2 separate regions of the Homo sapiens genome follow, and region 1 is linked to region 2. A link is a loop called in an ENCODE intact Hi-C map of the cell type or tissue named here. Cell type or tissue: Calu3. All regions are shown on one strand.

Region 1 (2,500 bases), 55 kb after region 2:
CCAGAGAGGGCTATGGAACTGAAGCCTGGCATGAGAGTACCTCATTGCCTTAGCCACAGAGATTGGTTCCGGGGTGGGCACATGGCCCAAGTCTGGTCAATCGGGGTGATTTCTGCGCTTTGCAAGAGCTTTTAAGAGGCATATCCTTCCTATAGAGGTTAACAGGAAGGAGATTAGCATGGAATTGCAGGAAGACATCTTTATCACCTCATGGTAGGAGCCTGCTTCAGAGGAAAGGCTAACAGAGTTGAGAGAAAAGTACTGCACACATATTTTCTGAGGCCTGGATTCAGCCAGTCCTGCAGTTACCTGATTCTTGCATGAACAAATTCCTTCCTTCCTTCCTTCCCTTCCTTCCCTCCTTCCTTTCCTCTCTCCCTCCCTCCCTTCCTTTCTTCCTTTCTTCCCTTCCTTCCCTTCCTTCCTTCATTTCTTCCCTTCCTTCCTTCTTTCCTTTTCCTTCTGTGTCTCCCTTCCTTCCATCTTTCCTTCCTTTTTCCCCTTTCCTTTTCTTTATTTTTGCTTAACACATTTTGAGTTAGGCTCATGATGCTTTTAAAGGAGGGTCCTTATGACATGTAAATGGGGAAGAACTCCATGAATTCACTGTCTTTGTACCCGATTCCTGTGTTTCATTGTCAGTGTGTTGGTAAGCTCAGTGCATCTGGCTTTAAGAATCTGGTTCATGATGGCCTGGTGGTTTTCCTCACCTTCCTATCAGGGTCATCATGGAAAATAATCAGATCGAACCCAATCTTGTGAATAGTATTGTCTGTCTTTTTATTAAGTGTATCTTTTCATTCTGATGTTTTGATGTCTGGGACCTGACTGTCCCTCCCAGGGCTGGCCAATTCCTAGACACAGTAAATGACTCACCTGGGAACATACCTGTCATATGCACCCCAACCAACCCAGAGTTCCTGACCCTCAACAACCTCCTTTATCAAACTCTTAACATTCCCAGGCTACTATCTGCCTGCTGTAATTATCAGAGGGCCAGTACCAGACAGCAAGGGATAGCCCCTATGCTGCAGAGCTGGCTGAATTATTCAAACTAGACAATTCTAAATCTGCTTAGGCTGCTTGCTCTGCCTTGCCCATATTCCTTCTGTGAAAACCACAATACAGCCTCTTGCCTGTGCTCCCTGCCTTCTGCCTCCTGGAGGCTGGTGCGCCCCCGTGTGGCCCTGCATGGTGTGGTGTGCCTCCTCCTCTTGGAACTGTGAGTAACAAACTATCTTTTCAGTGCCAACTGTCTCCTGATCTGTTGGCCTCACCACACCTGAATAAGATGACCTGCATTTTAAAACACTGTGTTGTTGATTTTATTTATTATTATTATTTTTTTTAGGGAGCTGAGTAATTTTTTTTGGCAAGGTAAAATCTACATAGAGTGAATCGCACAGATCTTAAGTGCACAGTTCAATGAGTTTTGACAAATCTATAATCCATACAAGCAACCCAGAGTGAGAACATTTTTCATCACCCCAGAAAGTTCCTTCATGTCCCCTTCCATTGGTCTTTTAAGCTCCACCGTTAGGCATTCTTTCCAGTAAGAAGTCCAAACAGGCTTAGAACAAAATGGCTGCCTGTGTGATTCCCAGGAGTCAAACTCTCCAAGAAGCCAGTGGCAGTCTCTGCTGAAATTTCTAGAAAACTCAGAACTAGGACCCCTGTCAAAACTAGGACACTTTTTGCCCCAGAGGGCCCAGAGAAGTCCCTGGAGCAAGAATGTGTCTTAAACAAGAGTACTATGGAATGAAAGGAAAGTCAGAAAGAGTTTTTCCTTGTGACACAGGATGAGAGGTCACTCAGAAGCCTCCCCTAAAAAGCCCACGTCGCCAGTTGGAATTGAACTCCTTTGCTCATATTCTCTTAGAACTTTGCTTAGAAGCACATAATCTCTGCTGTGGCAAAGATTATAGAGGTCATCCCTTACAAAATAACCTAATTCAAAATCAGGAAAATGACTTTTTGGATAAACTTTTATCTTTCTTTTATAAAATGGAGGTGTAAAGATTCCAGTGTCCTTTTTACCTTGGCTGCCAGGAAACTCAGCTAAATCCAGTACTTACTTCAAACCATGAATTCATCTCAGATGTCTGATAACATCTATTTCTCTACTCCTTTTACCCAGGTTTTTTTTTTTCCAATTTCAATTTTAGTTGTCTTGTTTTATACAATTATTTTTTTGTAAGCTGCCTGAAAAATTCTTGCCCTTTTATAACACCTATGGTGCATTGGACTTACTTATGTAAATACCTGTCTTCCTTTCTCTTCCACAGCTTAACAAAATGCATTGCTTAATGAAGGGTATAATAAATATTTTAAAAATCCAATTGAATATGATCAGAAGAGATCTTCTTCTAGATTTTATCCTTTTTCCTTCTTTAAAAAATATTCTCTGAAGGGGATGACCATAGGGAACGTCAGCCATGATGTAGGAGCATGTAGAAGTGGCAGGACCCCCCATCCCAGGCTCTCCCTCAGGAGTGCCCAT
Region 2 (2,500 bases):
TTCTGCAGCTAGAACAAAGAAGTACAACTAGGTACACAGGAACAGAACAGACAGACCTCATAGATCTCTGATATTGTGGGGATTTTTGGCTTTGAATCCTAGCTCCCTCTGCTGCCAGCCATGTGACTGGTCATCTCTGAGCCTCGGTTTCCTCATCTGCACAGTGGGGATCAGCACAATTACTGGGAAGGGTGACAGGAAGATTATACAAGGCTCAATATGTGAGGGGCCTGGCCCTTAGCAGGGATCAGTGAATGTTCCTTTCTCCCTTATGAATTGAGTCCTTTACAGATGTGAACATTCTTTCAAAACTATTAGTTCATGTAATTCTTGCTTCACTGTTGAGAGGCAGGTATGGAGTTCCCAGTATTATTATTATTTTTTTGAGACAGACTTTTGCTCTTGTTGCCCAGGCTGGAGTGCAGTTGTGCGATCTCAGCTCACTGCAACCTCCGCCTCCCGGGTTCAAGAGATTCTCCTGTCTCAGCCCCCTGAGTAGCTGGGACTACAGGCACATGCTACCATGCCCGGCTAATTTTTTATATTTTTAGTAGAGACGGGGTTTCACCATGTTGGCCAGGCTGGTCTCGAACTACCTGAGGTGGTGATCCACCTGCCTTGGCCTCCCAAAGTGCTGGGATTACAGGTGGGAGCCACCATGCCCTGTCAGGTCCCAGTATTATTATTTCTGTTTTATTAAAGAGAAAATGGAGTCTCAGAAGCATCACAAGGTCACTTAGTATCAGAGTGTCAGAGAAGTACCCCTTGCCCCACCCAGGGCTTCCCAACTACTAGTCTGACACTTTAATATTGATAATATTATACTTAATTCTGTTTTTTTTTTTTTTGGAAATAGAACACACTCATACATATTTTTTCCTGGGAATATTATTCAAGTGTCCTGGCACCATTAAATCTTGAGACCAGCTCGTGATCCCTCTACAACTTTCCTGCCAAGTGGTCATCAAGGCACGTTTAAATGATTGTGGAGACAAGAACTTATCTCCTAAGGCACCCTGCTCCATCTTTGGATGATGTCCTAAGCCAAGCATTATTTTCCTGTTGTATGTGAAATCCACAGGTTTCGGGGCAGCCCCCTTCTGCTTCGTGGGATGCATGTACACCTGCCCACATACGTAATGCTTGGGACTGGTCTCAAAACAGGTGGGGCAGCTCTAACTCCAGGCATGGCTGGCTGTTGTCCGTGTTCAGGCCAATTCCTCTACCTTGCATTTGAGGGCACTATATGCTAACTGTGTGGGAACTGCGAGGTGGAAGCTTATTTCTCATTCTTCAGATGTTCTGGGCATAACATACACATCCTTTGATATCAATGTGGAGTATAAGGATATTCAATTTGATATCTAGCATTAATAGGCATTATTGCTATTTTCTTCCCTACTACCATGACCTAACCCTGATAATTTAAAAAGTCCCTGAAAAAAACCTCTATCCTTATTCATTCATCAATTACCATTTCTTTTTGAAAAAACACAAATTGAGTTTTTAAAAACATGGTTCAAAAAATTTTTTTTTCTTTTTTGATTTAGAAAACAGGCTGGTCTCAGCTGGGTGCAGTGGCTCACGCTAGTAATCCCAGCACTTTGGGAGACTGAGGCAGGTGGATCACCTGAGGTCAGGAGTTTGAGACCAGCCTGGCCAACATGGTGAAACCCTGCCTTCAGTGTTGTAAAGAGGTTCTTAAAATGTGAGAAGTTCACATGCAACAAATGGAAAATGAATGAATGCTCTCCTGTAGTAACGTGAGCCTGCCTCTGCCACAACATTGTGCTATTACCTGTTTCATTGTTTATCTTCCTGTTAGATTCTAGGCTCCCTGGAAGGTCAAGGATAGAGATGATTCATCTCTGTATCCTCAGTGCCTATCACAGTGTCTGATACTCAGAGCATATTTAATATATGTTGGCTGAGGGGGCCGGGCACGGTGGCTCACGCCTGTAATCCCAGCACTTTGGGAGGCTGAGACAGGCGGATTGCGAGGTCAGGAGATGGAGACCATCCTGGCTGACATGGTGAAACCCCGTCTCTACTAAAAATACAAAAAATTAGCCTGGCATGGTGGCGGGCGCCTGTAGTCCCAGCTACTTGGGAGGCTGAGGCAGGAGAATGGCATGAACCCAGGAGGGGGAGCTTGCAGTGAGCCAAGATCGTGCCACTGCACTCCAGCCTGAGTGACAGAGAGAGACTGTCTAAAAATAAAAATATGTTGGCTGAGGGGAACCGAATGATCAGTGGGAGAGAAAGCTTTATATTGTCTCCACAGAACTTGAGTGGGACTGGAGGGAAGGGCAAAATCCTGTGGGGTCAGAAAATCTTCCTGGTGCAGATGGAATGTGTCCATAGGAATGGAATTTTCTAGAAGGAGTGCTGGATGCTTAGCTAACATGATAGGCAGTGTTTTTGATTGGACAGGGCTCAGCTGGGGGCTGCAGTGAGGCTTTATAACAGATGGTTGAGCATAGGCACTGGAACTGGGCTG

The links. Hi-C counts contacts between places; a loop is a spot of excess contacts. Peaks named below come from ENCODE experiments on the same cell type or tissue, not always from the same donor. Only the 100,000 strongest peaks of a DNase experiment are listed, where the experiment ranks them.
Region 1: it touches region 2 in a loop (3-fold over the local background); 5 of 110 quality-filtered maps call a loop at or near these places.

Annotation. Positions count from the first base shown.
Region 1 is chr2:202,103,130-202,105,629 of GRCh38, reverse strand. The region is part of intron 8 of KIAA2012; the gene reads right to left. All of the region lies in intron 3 of KIAA2012-AS1 (KIAA2012 antisense RNA 1), which reads left to right. Among named protein-coding and RNA genes, the nearest start is that of KIAA2012-AS1, 13 kb to the left of the region's middle. RefSeq lists an enhancer at 1,156-1,245. In Calu3, a CTCF peak has its summit at 1,168 (motif pointing left); a DNase peak (open chromatin) is centred at 1,169.
Region 2 is chr2:202,157,728-202,160,227 of GRCh38, reverse strand. All of the region lies in intron 14 of KIAA2012, which reads right to left. Among named protein-coding and RNA genes, the nearest start is that of KIAA2012-AS1, 42 kb to the right of the region's middle. In Calu3, no CTCF peak of the experiment used is centred here; a DNase peak (open chromatin) is centred at 1,207.